Linked DNA regions of Mus musculus: region 1 is linked to region 2. Evidence: chromatin loops called from intact Hi-C (ENCODE). Cell type or tissue: left cerebral cortex. All regions are shown on one strand. Links, peaks and the distances in the headings refer to the core of each region. The heading gives the core; the rest is flanking DNA.

Region 1 (9,026 bases), core at 595-8,594, 130 kb before region 2:
GTCACACTAGCTAAACCCTTCATTGTACCTACCTTTCTCAGGTTCCAGTCCAGGCCTGAGGACAATGAGTCTTGGACCATGACCTTGCATTCATATCCATGGTGCAAACCACAAGACTCAGGAGGAGGGAGACGGGCAGGGAGTGGAAGGGCCTGGGGCTCCATTAAACCTTAATTTCAATGAGCCCATAGTCCAGAGACAGTCCGTTTGTCCACTTGGCAGCAATTGCCCGTGGCTTCTTCTTTCTTGACCTGGGTGTGGCAGACCAATGGTATAGTGGCAGCCGTCTTCACTGTCGTAGGAGTGAAGAGAATCGTCGTGCAGGGTCCTCTCCAGGTTAACTTCACACCCTCTCGGCTACTCACTTGATCCAGACGTATCATCGGACTTGAACAAGTGGAAACTGCTGGTGGAATTGGAGGTTGGCTGGGTCTCTCAGATAGTAATTGAATAGCCTGTATGGGGGACTGGTGGGCCTGTAGTGACTTGAAAAAGGAATGGCTAAAGAATTCTGCCAACTGATGGTTTCTTAGCCTGGGAAGCAGTGGGGAGTGTCTTCCAAATATATTCTCAGAGGAGGGTAAATCCCTCACTATATGGGATGCAGTCGACTGAAGCAAAGCATAGGAAGGTAGCCTGTCTATCCTTTGCTGGACTCTAGTGGGAGTTTTGTTAGGGTTTCTTTTTATGTTCTGTTTATTCTTTTTGCCTGGCCAGAACTCTGAGGTCTACATGTACAACAAAGCATTTAATCTGTGTCTAAAAGCTTTAGCTATTAGTTGAGAGGTTTTGGTTAGGAAAGCCAGGCCATTGTCAGACCCCATTGCTAGGGGGAGGCCAAATCAAGGGAACAAATCCTGGAAGAACTTTTTAGCTACAATTTGAGCAGTTTCAGTCTTGGTGGGGATACTTCTAGCCATCTAGAAAAGGTATCTATAAAAACTACGAGCATTGGTGAGTTTCTGTCTGTTGGTTTTAAGGTTTTTCAGTCTTTTCATACACATTGAAATGGTTTCAGAAGTCCATAATAAGAGACAATCTAGGAAAACTTTGGTTTATTGGTGGAAAGTAGGAAGAAAAATGAGATTGTGATAGGGGTTTATGTGTCTTCTAGAGCAGGCTGGATCTTGATGAAGTCAGTTTTCCCAGAGTTCACTGGGGTGTTGACCTCTCATTTGGACCCCTATCTGGTAAAGGGCTTTTTATTTTTGATTCTCTTGAGCACAAACCTGGCATCTGGCTGAGACACTAGACTGTCCAGTCTAGGTATAACATACCTTGGTCTGAGCAACACAGAAAGTTTTTTGGACCCCAGATGAATAGCCCGGTGAAGGTCAGTTACCAACAGTTTTGCCTGTTGTTTCTGGGAGAGTGGTCTTTCCCTCTGGTGTCCTCCATTAACCTGTGGGTTTGAGCTATCCATTTTTTTCTTTACCATAGAGTCTCAGGCAGTACCAGGACATGGTATATTATCAACCTGCCCAAATGGTCTTAGGGCTGTTCCTTGTGTGGCCAGGTCAGAAGCCCAGCAGTAGAGGACAGCAATTTATAGGGGAAGCCAGATGGCCTTTAGGAGGGCCAAACAAGATTTTTCTGGGTTTTGTTGTTGTTGTTGTTGTTGTTGTTGGTGGTGGTGGTGGTGGTGGTGTTTGGTTGGTTTTGTTTTGTTTTGTTTTGAGACAGGATTTCTCTGTGTAACAGCCCTGGCTGTTCTGGAACTCACTTTGTAGACCAGGCTGGCTTTGAACTCACAGAGATCTGCTTCCCTCTGCCTCCCAAGTGCTAAATTTAAAGGCATGTGATGCTACCACCTGGTGAGCCAAGATTTTTTAATATCTTTTTCCCAACAGTGAGAAGCCCACTTTCTCTATAGATAATACCATGGACATGCCCAGTAGTCTGATGGCCTGTGTATAGTCGGGTGGACTTTCATTTTCCTCACTGAGAGTCTGGGTCAGGTCAGTCAGTTCTGCCCTCTGGGCTGAGGTACCCGGCTTGGGCTCAAATAGTTTCCACTAAAGTAGCTATTGAAGTTTCCAGGTACCTGGTATCTCCTGACAGTCATGGATGAACAACTGTGTCATCAGGCAAGAGGGTAGCTGAATTTATGACAGGGAGTGGGCCAGGAGTAGATTCTGGTACTGGGTCACACAGACATTAGATAGATAGGTGTTCCTCAGAGGGGAGGACCTCAACCATGCTTTGGGGTGCTGTGTATATATGATCTTGACCCAGAGTTAACTCGCTTCCTTTTCTTCATTAAACTATCAATAGCCATCATATTTCAGACAGATGGGGCATCCTGTAGCTACAGGGTCCAACCCCTTAGACAGATTTGTCACAAGGTGGTGTTTCCATGCCCCCAAAGTTTGGCTTAAAGCCACTTTTGTCTTCTGTTTCATGGACAAGCACATACAAAGGTTTTAAGGAATCTAGAAATTCTAGGGATGGAGTGGAAGTCGGAGCTGTTTTTAAAGCCTCAAATGCCTTTTGTTTCGTCTGAGTCCCAGTTCGGGGCTCAACGCCCTGCTTTGTGCTGGTGTCTAGACTCTTGTTACTTCCCTAAACGCTGGTATCCAGAGGCAGCCAATATCCAGCTGCACCCAGGAGCTCTCAAACCGGTGTCTTATTGTTTGGAGATGGGGTCTGAAGGATGGCAGAAGTCCTACTCTGTGGCAGACTCCGTTGGCTTCCCCTTAGCTGGTAGCCCCAATAGGATGCTGGGCTTTCTTACTTGACATTCTGTAGCCCAAAGGTTGGCTGTAGGGGTAGCCTTAAAGAACCCCACCTGATCCCAGCTTCACTACTTGTGTGTATGTCGTTTCTTCATTCCTTTGCCACTCCTAGCCAGGGATCCAGACCCCAAGCTACAGGGGATGAAGCACTTCCTTCCTTCCTTCCTTCCTTCCTTCCTTCCTTCCTTCCTTCCTTCCTTTTATTTTTAAACAAGTTCTTATTATGTGGTCCCAGCTGGCCTTGAACTCTTGATCCTCATGTCTCAGCCACTCTATGCTGGGATTCCAAGTCTCATGTTGTTCTTTCAATTACAGAGTTGTGACCTGGCCCCTGCCTCTGGATTTCTTCACAGTTAGCAGTCTTCTAGTGTCTTCAACTACACTGAGGTGTCAGGTCTCCACAATCTAGAGCTGCATTAAGGATTCTGTTAGGCTAAGCCTATGGCTCTCAACCTTCCTAATGTGGTGCCTGTTTAAAACAGTTCCTCCTGTTATGATGGCCCCACCACCACCACCATAAAATTATTTTCCTTGCTACCTCACTATTATATTTTTTTCTAACTGTTATGATTTGTGATGCAAATACCTGTGTTTTCTGATGGTCTCAGGAGACCCTTGTGAAAGGGCCATTCGACCCCCAAATGGATCTCAACCCACTGGTTAAGAACCATTGAGCTAGGCAGTGCTGGGTTACAACTCCCACATCTCTGCATCTTGAAACAGCCAGGATTCATCTCTTACTCTGCTTCTATGTCCATGGTAAATTGTTTGCTGCACTAGGGTGGGTTTTACTCCAGGATCCAAGCTAACGGAGCAACTTCTAACCAGAAAAACACTGCTCACCGCAGCGGAAGGAAAGTCTTTCAGTCTGCAAGTGACACAGGTAACTTCTGCTCATATTTTAGAAGTTAAAATAATGCATGGTCACTGTCTTAGTCAGGGATCTCTAGAGGACTAGAACTAATAGGGTGAATCAATATATAGTAAAAGGGATTTGTTAGACAGACCTATGGGCTATAGTGATCTATAGAGCCATCGTGACCTATAGGCCAGTTCCAGGGGGTCCAGATATGGCTGTTACTTGACAGAAAGGCTTCACAAGGCTGAATTTTTCAGCTGGCCTTTAGTATATGTTGGAATCCCAAAGAAATAGGTTCTAATACCAACAAAGGAATGCCTCAGCCGCAAGATAGATGGATTTGCCTGGAGGAGTATCTGGGAGGTTTCTCTGCTCCCCTTTGCTCCCAGATCTCTGCAGAGTGTTTCTATGCCCACTTTATCCCCCATAGCTCTCAAATAAAAGGCACAGAGACCTGCTGTTTTTATTAACAAGCTGCTGGCACTACGCCCGGGAGGTTCTGAGTTATTCTAACCCTCTAATCTGTTAACACCCAGCTAAATGCCCTGTTGCTTGTCATCGGAGTCTCGCTCCGGCCTGCTCTGTGTTCATAGCTGCTCTCTCAAGGAGACCTCATCGCAAATCCTCCTGGTGTCTCCATGTGGTCTCTCTTACACCTTTCTTCTCTCTGCTCCTCTCTCTCCCTACCTGGGACCCTCTCACTGGGATCCAATCAATGTCCCACTTCTAGTGTGCTCTCCTGCCCAGTCATAGGTTGATCAGCTCCTTACTAACCAATCAGACATGATGGAAAACAATTTTTACATAACACTTGAAAGACTCCGAGAGGAGCCCCTCGCTCAGGCCTCAGGACAATAGCGGACACCCAAGAACTCACGACAGACCGAGCTTGTTGCAAACCACATGAGACTTTATTCGGGGAAAGCCAGAGCTCTGGGGACGACTCATATCCCACGCAGGGGTAGAGGAGTCGTCCTCGAGGAGAAAGAGTTCCCAGTTTTTATAGGCCCTCAGGGGGGAAAGGAGAAGGGGGAGATTAGGGGATTTCCAGATCTAAACAATGTCTATTCTCAAGAAATGGGTATGGGAGGGGTACAAGGAAAGAGTCTAATGAAGGTGCAGCAATGGGCACACACCTGGTTAGAACATTGGCAGACACACAGGTTCAAGGAGTGGCCAGAGCATTGTGCACCTCTATTTTTCTAAATCAGTGAAGCTAGTTCTGCTAACACTGACGTCTATCTTGCCAATTTCAGGGCTTCTGTGTCCTTTTACATTCTGCCAGGATCTTTCACACTGAGACCAGAGATACTTGGCTATGCCATCGTCCATACTGTAGCCAGATGTCTAGGCACAAAAGTCAGCATCTGGATATACAGTACACATCTGGATATACAGTACACAGGACCAACTCCCCGACGTTGCCAGGGAGGCGGGGGCAGGCAGACAAAAAGCAAAAGCTCCCTTCTTCCATGTCCCTTTATGTGGGTTGCCGCCAGAAGGCGTGGCATAGATTTAGGATGAATCTTGCCACCCCAGATTTAGGGTGAGCCTTTCTCTGTCAAATGCTTTAATCAAGAAGAATCTCTCACAGATGTGCCCAGCTGCTTGGGTTTTAGTTGTGAAAGGACAATATAAGCGCCATTTGTCTCCATTTAAGGAGCAAGCCTGATTTAGAAAGAAGCTCTAGGGACAGATCATCAAATTCAGAACAAGATCATAAAACCCCTTCGCAAAGAACAGCCTGAGGATAATCACAAAAATCTCAGGATGGGCCATCTGTGCTTTGAAGCCCTCTCTCATCCTACGGTTAAACGTACAGGACATAGGAATGCAAACCACTGACCACCTGTGACCGCCTCCCCCCCCACCCCCCCCAGCATCCACCAATGAAATTTTACATTACCCAATCCTTCTATAGAGTTCCCCTGGTTCCCTATAAAAAGGTCTGCCTTTGTCTGGGGTTACCATTTCAAAACAAAAAACAAAAAGAAAAAAAGATTGACCCCCTACATGCTGGTTCTTTCTGCAGAATAAACACTCTTTGTCCTTACATATTATCTGTGTCTGAGGTCTTCCTTCAGCAATTTTCGGACTGATAAGATTGATTCCAGGTGTAGCAAGCTGACAAGCAAGATTAGTTGTGAGTCTGGAGAGCTGGCACCGTAGGAACAGCGCTTGATGCTCTTCCAGAGGACCCAGGTTTGATTCCCAGAGTTCACATGGTGGCCTACAACTAACTCCCTGTAACTCCAGTTCCAGGGGGTCCAACACCCTTTTCTGATCTTGATTACCAAGTATGCATATGCTGTTCATACCGAGATGCAAGCATGCATTCATACACATAAAAAAAATTTAAACCCTGATGAATAGAACTTTTGAAACATTTCATTGGGCTTTGGAACAATTTGTTCTTTGTTCTCTCAAGTAATTTCAACATTATTTCAGTTAGTGGACAGAAATTGTAATCCCTAGGGAAGGTAGTCTTAACTCGATATTTATGGCTAGGAAAAGACAATTTTCAGAGGCGGAAACTAACAAGAATCCATGTGTCATGGATTTTTTTTTTTAAAAAATAAATTTTGATTTATTTTAGGTTATGAGTAGAAGCTTGCCCGTTTTTACAAACTCTTTGAGGTTTTGCCCTGTCCCGTGCAGCTGTGTTCAGACACAGGGATGCCTCTCTAGCCTGCATTCAGTAATAAAGATGCACAGAAAAGACCCATGGCCAACTGCCTACTCGGCTCATACAAGTACAGGAAGAAGAGAGGATAGAGCACCTTTGCTGCAGAAACAACCAATCCCTGTTCCCAGAGAACTGTAAATACTTTTTTCTTAAAATGTATAAAACATATAACATGGGGGGTGCTGTCTTGAATTATTATTGTTCTAGTTCGGATTACCATCTCTGTGAGAAAACAAACAAACAAAGAAACTATGACCTGGGGCTAGAGAGATGGCTCAGCAGTTAAGAGCACTGACTGCTCTTACAGAGGTCCTGAGATCAATTCCCAGCAACCATATGGTGGCTCAAAACCATCAGTAATGGGATCAGATGCCCTCTTCTGGTGTGTCTGAAGACAGCGACAGTGTACTTGTATAAATAAAGTAAATAAGTCTTTAAAACAAAACAAAACAAAACAAATCACTATGACCAAAAGCAAGTTGGCGAAAGAGTCAGAGACAGCCCACTCCCACAGTTAGGTGTCCCACTAAACCTCCAAGCTAGACAATCATAGCTTGTATGCAGAAGACTTAGCGCCGACCCGCGCAGGCTCCATGAGTGTTGCTTCAGTCTCTGTGAGCCTCTATGGGCCCTGTTGTGTTGATTCTGTGGCCTGTGTTCTCCTGGTTCACCTCAAACCCTCTGGCTCCCACAATCCTTCCTCTCACTCTCCTGTGGGATCCCTGAGCTCTGCCTTATGTCTGGCTGTGGGTCTCTGCATCCAGTCCCATCAGCTGCTGGAGGAAGTCTCTCTGATGAGGATTGGGCTAGGCGCTGATCAATGAGCATAGAAGAATAGCAGGAATCATTTTACTAACTTTTTTTTTATCAGTAGTGTTTGGTTCTACCCTAGGTCTCTGCTTCCGGTTCAGCTTCCGGTTCCTGGCTCTCCAGGTACTGTCTCCCTCTCCTAGTGTGGGCCTCAGGTTAGATCAGTCATTGGTTGGCAACTCCCACAAGCTCTGAGCCTCCATTGCCCCAGCACATCCTGCAGGCAGGATAGGTTATATATAGGTCAAGGGTTTTGTGGCTAGGTTGGTGTTCCAGTCCTACCACTGGAAACCTTGCCTTGTTACAGAAGAGGGCCAGTTCAGTCTCCGTATCCTCCATTACCAGAAGTCCTTGCTAAGAAAACCCTCATATATTTCAGGAAGTGTCCACTGAATTCAGTTTCCACATTGCCCTCTAAATGCTCCTCTATTCTGGTCATCTCTCCCCATATTCTCTCCCTTTGTCTATCCCTTCTTCCTCCTGTTCCCACTCCCCTCTGCTCTCAGCCGGCCTACAAAATCTATTCTATTGCCCCTTTGAGGGAGTTCCATGCATACCTGTCCCCGCCTCCCCCTTCCCCGAGCCTTCCTTGATACTTAGCCTCTCTGGTCTGTGGATTGTAGTGTGATTATCCTTTATGTAACAACTAATATCCATTTATGAGTACATATCATGTTTGTCTTTCTGGAGCTGTCAACTCTCTCAAGATGATTTTTTTTCTAGTTCCATCCATTTTTCTAACCACTGAGTACTTCTCCATTGTGTAAATGTACCACATTTTCTTTATCTATTCTTCAGTTGAGGGGCATCTAGGTGGTTTCTCATTCCTGGACATTATGAATAAAGCCACTATAAACACAGTTGAGCAAGTGTCCTTGTGGTAGGATGGAGTACACCCAATAGTGGGTCATGAGGTAGACTGAGTCCCAATTTTCTGAGGAAACACCGTATTGATTTCCATAGTGGTTATACAAGTTTGCATTCCCATCAGCAATGGAAGAGTGTTTGTTCCCCTTGCTCTATATACTCATCAGCATGAGCTGTCGTGTGTGTGTGTGTGTGTTTGTGTATTTTTTTATCCCAGTCAATAAATTTCTTTAAGTATTCTCAACCATTTGAGACTTCTCTATGAGAATTCTCTGTTTAGTCTGTACCCCATTTTTAAATTGGATTATTTAGTTTTTTAATGTCTACTTTCTATAGTTCGTTTTAAATATATTTTGGATAGTAGTCCTCTGTTGGATATGGGGTTGGTGAAAATCTTTTCCCATTCTGTAGGCTGTCAGTTTTGTCCTATTACAGTACACTTTGCCTTACAGGAGCTTTTCAGTTTCATGAGGTCCCATTTATTAATTGTTAATCTTAGGGCCTTGCACTATCAGTGTTCTGTTTAGGAAGTTGTCTCTTGTTAGCAGAGGAGGCATTCAAGGCTACTCCCCACTTCCTCTCCTTTCAGGTTCAGGAGTCTTTAATCCACTTGGACTTGAGTTTTGTTCAGGGTGGTAAGTAAGGATAATTCTACATGCAGCTGTCCAGTTAGACCAACACCATTTGTTGAAGATGCTTTCTTTTTTCCAGTGTGTATTTCTCACTTCATTATAATAAAAAAATCAGATCTCAATAGGTGTCTGGGTCTTCGATTCAATTCAGTTGATCAACCTATCTGTTTTTGTGCCTTTTATTACTGCTGTTTTTATTACTGTTGCTCTGTACTACAGATTAACATCAGGGATGCGGATACCTCAGAAAGTTCTCTTATTGTTCAAAGTTGTTTTAGCTATCATGAGTTTTTTTTCTTTTTCCATATAAAATTGAGTATTGTCCCTTCAAGGTCTGTAAAGAATTGTATTGGAATTTTGATGAGGATTCTCTTGAATCTGTAGATTGCTTTTGACAGGATGGCCCTTTTTACTATGTTAATTTTACCGATCCATGA
Region 2 (9,026 bases), core at 390-8,389:
TTCTGTGTTATAGGTGGGGGAGGACATCACGGCTAGAGGAGAAGGGAAGAGTTGGGGGGTGGGTAGGGGGAGTAGAAAAATCCACAGGGGCAGGGAGGGAAAGAAAGAGAGGACAAACTTACTTTTGTGATAAGGACACTAATCTGTTCAGAAAGACATAGCCTCCTGGCTTTATCACCTCTTAAAAGTACCACTTCCTGACACCGTTGCCCTGGGGATTAACTTTGTAACACACGACCTTTGGAGAGCAAGGTCAAAGCGCAGCCATGAACACTGAGCTGTGTCACAGGTGAGTGTACCCTCTCCTATTCCCTGAAGCCTGCTATTTGATTTGGGGCCCCTAAACAATGATGTTATGATCACCCTTCGTTTCTGCTGCAGCTTCCAATTCATTCATCATTTCACCCCATTGTTGCATTACTGACCCCCATTTTCTCTTCTAGAGTTACCTGGAACAGAGAAATCCAGGCTTCACTGTCCCAACCTCTTTCTTTGGCTTCTTTAACTGATTTTTCTTAGGGCACACTCCTTTGTTGTATTTATCTGAGTGGCAAATGCAACTCTCCTAGCTAGTTCTTGGAGATGCTAAAATATCTATTGCTATCTATTGCAAGCCTTCCACACAAGTGTCCATGTTAGCTGATTGAGCCTTGCTAAGAGGCAGGTAGTTTTGTTTTTATTTTTCTTTTATATCTTCACTATGAGAAGCAGAATCAGGATTTGAACCTAAGTAGTTAGATCCAAATCCAGAAACCCTTAGAGTCTAGCTGTGAAAGAACGTCTGGTAAATTTATCACCTCTCTATGTAAAGGTCGGGGTATTCTTTCTCTCTTTTCTCTTTCTTTCTCTCTCTCTCTCTTTCTTTCTTTCTTTTTCTTTTTTTATTAATCATTCCATTCGTTTACATCTCAAATGATATCCCACTTCCCTGTTACCCATCCACCAATCCCCCCATTCCACATCTGCCCTCCCTACTCCTCTTTGCCTTTATGAGGGTGCTCCCCCACCCACCCACACTTTCCCACCCCACCACTGCAGCATCCTCCTACACGGGGCATCAAACCTCCCCAGGACCAAAGGCTTCTCCTCCCATTGCTATCAGGCAAGGCCATCCTCTGCTACATGTGTATCTGGAGTCGTGGATCTCTCCAGGTATACTTCTTGGTTGGTGGTCTAGTCTCTGAGAGCACTGGGTGGTCAGGCCAGCCTATGTTGTTCTTCCAATGGGGTTACAGAAACATGAGCCTCCCAGGACCCAATGGGGATGACTTTAGCTGAAAAGTGCAGAGAAGGGGGAGATAGAACCTGTAGAGACCACATCCAGTAGATAGGCATGGTCCCCAGTCGAGGGATAGGGCCACTCACCTATCTCAAAGTTTATAACCCAGAAATGTTCCTGTCCAAAGGAAGAACAGGGACAAAAAATGGAACAGAGACTGAAGGAAGGGCCAACCGGGGACTGCCCCACCTGGGGACCCAACACGTCTGCATATACCAACCCCAACACTGTTGGTGGAATAGGTGGGGAGGATGAGGGAAGGATTGTGGGAGAAGGTAACAGGGAAGGGGGGCAGCAATCAGAAAATAAAATTAAACAAATAAAAATCCAGATTGGCAGGCAGCAGGAAGAGAGAGTGACACTGGTCCTGGCTTGAGCATCTGAAACCTCAAGGCCCACCCTCAGTGACACACTTCCTCCAACAAGGCCACATCTCTTAGTAGTGCCACTCCCTGTGAGCCTATGGGGGGCCATTTTCATTGAGACTAGCAGTAGTCAGAATAAAAAGAACATCTGCTTATAGTGCAAGAACTGAAACAAAAGGACAGAATACTATGTTGCAGATGGTTTAAACTATTCTTCACTCTGTGTGTTCAGATGACCCTAAAGTTCCATAAGTTAATGGTACAAATGGTCTTTAGAGCTACCGTGTATCAGACTGATGGTAGCATATCACTTTCCCTTTAAATATACTGTTACTCTTATCATTACTGCCTGGCCCATAATACAGCTGAAAAAGTGAGGTCAGGTTGGGATGTTAGGAGCAGAAACAGGGAGTGAAGTCTGGAGAGGCAAAGGAAGGGAGGAATGGTCCTGCCCTATAGAGCAATCACCTTAGAGGTGTAAATCACTGTTATAGAGCTCATCGGCTGTTACTGTTGCTGGATTCTGGTAGTGGCTTAAAGCGTCTGGAAATTTACACTGCCTTGCTACTGTATATATCTGAGTTCTGGGTTTGAAAAGTTTCTGAGAAACAGTCATACAAATATCAACAGCAAAACAGATGAAGATCTTGAGAACAAGTTTCAAGGAGATACTTGGTTCTGTTTCTGTGCAGGTGCTTTCGGAGTTAACTTCCCTAAACACCACGTGAGTTTGTTCAGGATTACCCGTGATCTTAGAGTTAGCCATTCTATTCATCTTGACCGGCTTCTTCGCAATTCGTGAAATTTGGTAACTCCACCCGTTATGAAACACTTGGCCATCTTGACAAGAACCGCCCAGAATGCTTCAGTTCCTTTTCTGAATGAATTCCAGTCTGGTTGTTATTTCATTCTCTCAGCTTAGCTCTCTCAGAGAAGATTCACAGAGTATTTCATAATCTTTTAATAAAGTATTACTCGATGTTTCTCTCAACAAATAAATATTCTCAGTAAATAAAAGATGCAAATATTCCATTTGTATCTTTGAGTCCCCAGGTCTTGGATTACCATGCTATCTATCTTCAGGTTTTTTTGTTTTTGTTTGTTTGTTTTTTTGTCTTGTAGGCATAACTAATTTACTACTAAGCATTCTGTACCATATTTACCAAAGAAAAAACTGTATTTTGTATCATTCTTACCAAAAAAAAAGTGATTAAAGAAAATCTGATACTTTCTGAAACATTACATCAGTCTCAGTCACGTCTGCAGAAAATGATGTGTTAGATCAAAGATCATCATTATCGTTTTCACTTTCAGAGTTAGGCAGAGTTAACATTTAAACACAGGTTCATTTTGCCTCAAAGGATCCAAAGTTTGTAATTTACCAAAGTTTGCCATCTGTGAAAGCAAATGACATTAACAAATTAGCATAAAAGTATATGGGATTAAGATTGCTGTAAAAGGCTGTAGGACCAACCTGCCTGTGTTTGTTCCAGAAATTTGGTGGAAACTTTGTAATTCCAGTCCAGAGTCAACTCTACTAGCTTCTTAGGTCAGGCTTTTACTGTCTCTGTGTCTTCACTTTTTGTATCTGTAAAGTGTAGGTGTCAGCCTCAATGACCTGCTCTTAGATTTTATTGTCTTTTCAGGGATGTTTCGACTGAATTGAATATGTTTTAAAACTAGCAAATGGGTATACTTCAAAGATCATAACACTCAGTAGGTTCTTTGGACTTTTAGAAGCGCATGTTCAAAGGAAGCCATTGCGAAGTTGTAGATACAAAAACTGCTAAGCCATAATATACTATGGCCATTATAATTTAAAATATGGTGGCAGGGTTTTGGGGCTCCTGCATAAGGTCAAGAACAAAAGCAAGGACTGTAAAAGCTTTTTCAGAGTGTTGTTTGGGGCAGTACCAGGGATGGATGCAGCCAAGAGTCTTATGCACTAGAGCAAGTGTTTGCCTCTGGGCTTCACCCCCAGGCCTTGGTTGTTATTGTTGGTTTTGTTGTTGTTTTGTGTTTTGTTTGTTTGTTTGTTTGTGTGTCTTTTGATTTTTGTTTTTGGCCTTTTTTTTTTTTTCCTGAGCCACTGCCTCCCTGTGTAGACCAGGGTGGCCTTCAATTTGCAGGCCTCCTGCCTCAGCCTCCTACAACTATGAGTAAGGGTGGCTAAATCTTGTTTAGGATGCTCCTGTAATGCTTCCTTGGGTTAATTGCATCACATGAAAGGAAGAGGAGTTTTAAATGTCACAGTGCACGCCTTGTCAGCCTTTCCAGGTAGGGTCCTTTTCAGTTTCTAGAACTAATTTCCATGTCAGTGGCCTACATCTTTGGCCACTGACCTTGCCGATTCCCCAGATCTCCTACCTTCTGACTCCTCAGAGATTCCCTTAGGCCCAGGCTTGTCTTCTGGCCCACACTTCCCTCCTGTAACTCTCAGGGCTTTGAAGTCAAGCAGCTAGCCATGCCTTTATCTTATCATTACCTCCAGGGGAGTCAGGAGAAAATAGAAACAGTTGGGCATTAGAGGTGCCCTCTGCTGGCTGTCGAAGACTGAACCTTTACCTCTTTCTTCCTTTCTTCCTTTCTTCCTTTCTTCCTTTCTTCCTTCCTTCCTTCCTTCCTTCCTTCCTTCCTCCCTCCCTCCCTCCCTCCCTCCCTCCCTCCCTCCTTCCCTCCCTTCCTCCCTTCCTTCCTCTCTTTCTTTCTTTCTTTCTTTCTTTCTTTCTTTCTTTCTTTCTTTCTTCCTTCCTTCCTTCCTTCCTTCCTTCCTTCCTTCCTTCCTTCCTTCCTTCCTTCCTCTCTCTCTCTCTCTCTCTCTCTTTCTTTCTTTCTTTTTGATATTTTCTTTATTTACATTTCAAATGTTATCCCCTTTCCTAGTTTCCCCTCTGAAAATCCCCTATCCCCCCCCCTCCCCCTGTTCCCCAACCCACCCACTCCCATTCCTGGTTCTGGCATTCCCCTATACTGGGGCATAGAACCTTCAAAGGACCAAGGACCTCTCCTCCCATTGATGACTGACTAGGCCATCCTCAGCTACATATGCAGCTAGAGCCATGAGTCCCACCATGTGTTTTCTTTGATTGGTGATATAGTTCCAAGGAGTTCTGGGGGTATTGGTTAGTTAATACTGATGTTCCTCCTATGGGGCAGACAACCCCTTTAGCTCCTTGGAGACTTTCTCTAGCTCCTTCACTGGGGACCTTGTGCTCCATCCAATGGATGACTGTGAGCATCCACTTTTGTATTTGTCAGGCACTGGCAGAGCCTCACAGGAGACAGCTCTATTAGGCTCCTATCCCCAGGCTCTTGTTGGCATCTGCCTAATGTCTGGGTTTGGTGGTTGTTTATGGGATGCATCCCCAAGTGGGGCAGTCTCTGGATGGTCGTTCCTTCAGGCTCTGCTCCGAACTTTGTCTCTGTAACTCAATGAACCTTTACTTAATATAAAGTTATGGTGGCTGTGGTAAGAGGGCACGGGATGAACCAGCAAGACCCACTGTGATCTGAAGAAGCCTTGGCAGAGCTGTGTTTGCTTCTCTGTGGCTTGTGGGAAACAAGATTCTTAGCGAGCTGGGGGTGTCTACTACCAGAGGACATTTGGCAGTGTCTGGAGATTCTTTGGTTATCTGGTAACCAGAAGGCTTGAGGGAGGTGGCCGCTGGCCCCTAGTGAGTTGAAACAAAATGTTTTAACACTCCTGGGAGGATCCCCACCCAGCCAAAGGGACTCTGCAGGTGCAGGAGAATGAGCAGAATTTCTGCCTAAGAGGATGGGAATTTTGAAGTGATGCCAGCGAGGCACTGTGGTGTGTGAGGCAGCAGTACTGGCCAGGGCAGGGTGCTGCTGCCTGGGCGACAAGGAGACAGCATCTCACTAAGGAGTAAGAAGTAAGTAACACAAATAGAAACAGAAGTTGGGAATCGGATAAATCAATCCAGGGGCTCTCTCCCTTCACTGTGTAAAGACAGTTTTTGTTTTTGTTGTAATCTCACCATTACATATCAGAATTTTATACTAGTGCTTGGCCTCCCTAGACAGTCTGGTGGGGTTTTCTTTTAGGAGATAAGCTGTCAGGAGTTTTAAATCTTCTAGATGATTTTAAATTTCAACTGAGTTTGAGAAAAGTTAAGCCCATTCAAACCTTCAAACCTTCATGCTTTTGTTTAAGGAACTGGGTTCTCTTGAAGGAAAGAAGGCACGTGATTCTTGGGTACAGCACACTTCAAAAGCAGAAACCATAAAAACAAAAGCAAAAACAAAAAAAAAAAAACAAACAAAACCCTTATTATGTCTTTTAATACCCAAAATTTTATGGTCTTCTGGTTTTGTTGTTCTTGTACATAATTGAATCCAGGGTTTCATGTTGTTGGGCAAAGTGCCCTGCTACTAAGCTGCACCAGATGGTGGGGCTGTCCTTTTTAATTTGTATTATTTACCATGTATGTATGTATGTATGTATGTATGTATGCATGCATGCATTTGTGTGTACATGTTTGCATGTTCATGTATATGTACATATGTGTGCGTGTGCATGTGTGTATGTGTATGCACACACTTGTAATGGTCAAAGGACAACTTGTGGAGAGTCTGTCTCTGTTTCATGTGGGTCCAGGGACTGAACTCAGGTCATGAGTCTTGGTCAAATTGTGGCCTTACTCTTGGAGACATTTTACTAGCTTAATGTTGTTTCTTTTAAATAATATTTTCAAAATGTTTTCTAAAAAGTGACACTACAAAGCTCACCTTGATGTTAGAGAAGTGTGAGTTAAAACTGAGAATACCCTGGTGAAGTTATGACGATTGTTTCAAAACCGAAGACCCTTGACAATACTGAATGACATGAGGGAGCGCCAAATCTCTCCTGTTGTCACTGTGACTCTCAAGACAGTGCAGCCATGTTAGAAAACACTTAGTCCATCATGAAACTAAACATGTACTTGCTGTGTGGTGGATCAAGGAAAGGGAAGGTTCGTTTTCACATAAGCCTCATATACTAACATGTCTGGTGCCTGTATTAGTTGGGGTCCTCTAGAGACACAGAACTTCATAGTAACGACTTAAAAGTCGGCAACCCAACTAACCAACAATGGGCAGCTGTGGATGGGAAGTTCAAGACTCTAGTAGCTGCTCAGTCCCACGAGGCTGATTGTTTCAGCTGGTCTTCTGTAGAAGCTGGATTCCTGAAGAAGTAGGCTCCAACAGATGTGCTGGCAAGTAAGAGCAAGCAGGTGAAGAAGAATGAGTCTTCCTTCTTCCATTGTCCTTATGTAGGCCTCCAGCAGAAGGTGTGGCCCAGATTAAAGGTATATACCACCACACCTGGATCTGGGACTTGCGTTGTCCCAGGTTGGCCTTGAATGCAGACATCTGCTTGCCTCAGTCTCCTGGTATTAAAGGCATGTACTGCCTTGCCTGGGCCTAAGCTTTTCATGGCTACTGTGCCTCAAGATCTCCATGCCAAGATCCAGTTATAAGCCCGTGTCTTCCAGCCTCAAGATCTGGATCACAAGTGCATCCTCCAATTCTGGATTGTAGTTCATTGCAGATGTAGTCAAGTAGACATCCAGGAATAGCCACCACAGGGCCTTAACCCATACTCACAAAATGAAAACAACCCAAGGTTCTTTGACCCGTTAATGGTCTAAGTTTTAGGTGTCTGTAGGATGCAGTACTACACTATCATTTGAATCAAATCCCAAAGGTTGAATGTTTAGCCTTGGTCCTGCAGGTGATACTAGTGGGAGGAAGTAGAACTTTGCAGGGTGGGTAATTCTAAGATCTGAATCTTATTTATTATGTGTATGAATGTGAGGGTGTGGCATATGTATGTAAGGGGAGGCAGACATGCCTGTAAGTGTGCGTGCAGAAGCCAGAGGAAGACATTGAGTATCCTGCCCTACTACTGTCTACTTTATTTGTTTGACATTTTGGCTGTGGGCTTAGTCCTTAACAACTGAACCATCTCTCCAGACTATCTTATTCATTTGAAACAGGGTTTCCCATTGAGCTTGGATCTAGGCTGGTAGCAGCAGTAATCTATGTGTCTCCATATCCCCAAGCTCCCAACTCCAGAGTTACAAGTATGTCACCATACTTGGCCTTTTGTTTCATACGTGGTCCTGGGATCTGAACATAGGTCTTCATGTTTATACAGTGAGGGTTCTTATCCACTGAGGCATTTCTCCAGACTGTTTTTATTTTACAATTTTATTATTAAATTTTAAAAAATATTTGGTGTGTGTGTGTGTGTGTGTGTGTGTGTGTGTGTGTGTCTGCTGAGACCAGAAGAGGGCTTTGGATCCCTCAGGGCTGGAGTTACAGACAGTTGTGAGCCCTCTTGTATAAGTGCTAGGAACTGAACTTGGGTCTGAAAGATCCTAACAGAATGTAAAAGGTCACAGAAGCCCTGAAATTGGCAAAATAGATTTCATTGTTAGCAGAACTAGCTTCACTGATTTAAAAAAATGGAGGTGCACAATGCTCTGGCTGCTTCTTGAACCCGTGTGTCTGCCAATGTTCTAACCGTTCCTTGAACCCAGGTGTGTGCCCACTGATGAAGTCCACTACCAGGTGTTTGTGATATTGGTTGCTAGGGAAGAGTCAGAAAATCTCCCCAGCAACCACAGCCGGGCCAATCCAGAGTTACTGCACCTGCACCAGACTCTTTCCTTGTACCCCTCGCATACCCATTTCTTGAGAATAGATATTGTTTAGATTGGGAAATCCCCTATTCCCTCCTTCTCCTTTCCCCCTTGAGGACCTATAAAAACTGGGACCCCTTTCCCCTCTGGGTCGACTCCTCTACCCCTGCATGGGATATGAGTTGTCCCCAGAACTCCTGCTTTCCCCGAATAAAGCCTCATGTGGTTTGCATCAAGTTTGGTCTCTCATGAGTTCTTGGGGGTCTGCTATTATCCCGAGACTTGAGTGAGGGTCTCCCTTCGGGGGTCTTACAGGTCCTCTGGAGAAGTAGTCAGCACTGTTAACCACAGAGACATCTCTCCAGCCCCTGTCTTATCTCATTATTATTATTTTAAGACAAGGGTCTCACTTAGTCCAGGTTGACCTTGAACTTGCTATGTTGCTGAAGGGAACTTGATTTCTGAGTCTCCAGGGATTTCAGAGGTGTGCTACAAGGACAGGTTGTATGCAGTGCTGGGCATGGAATCCAGGTCTTCATGTGCCCTGGGCAGGATCTGTGCCAAGTTACACTGTTGAGCCCATAAGATTGTTTTTAAAAGCATTTCTTGGTAAGATTTCAAAGGCCTCCTAGACTACAGTTTCTTAGAAACAACTCTTGACTTTTTCTTCTTCAAGTGCTCAATATGAACAACCTTCCTGAGATTTTTCAGCTTGCCTATTGTCTTTAGCTTCCC

The links. A loop is a pair of places that touch in the nucleus more often than their neighbours do. Peaks named below come from ENCODE experiments on the same cell type or tissue, not always from the same donor. Only the 100,000 strongest peaks of a DNase experiment are listed, where the experiment ranks them.
Region 1: it touches region 2 in a loop (1.9-fold over the local background); 6 of 42 quality-filtered maps call a loop at or near these places.

The regions. Positions count from the first base shown.
Region 1 is chr19:29,070,876-29,079,901 of GRCm38, forward strand. No RefSeq gene overlaps it. Among named protein-coding and RNA genes, the nearest start is that of Gm9895, 8.1 kb to the left of the region's middle. In left cerebral cortex, for the core only: no CTCF peak of the experiment used is centred there; a DNase peak (open chromatin) is centred at 4,125.
Region 2 is chr19:29,199,431-29,208,456 of GRCm38, forward strand. No RefSeq gene overlaps it. Among named protein-coding and RNA genes, the nearest start is that of Gm41829, 41 kb to the right of the region's middle. In left cerebral cortex, for the core only: a CTCF peak has its summit at 4,153 (motif pointing left); no DNase peak of the experiment used is centred there.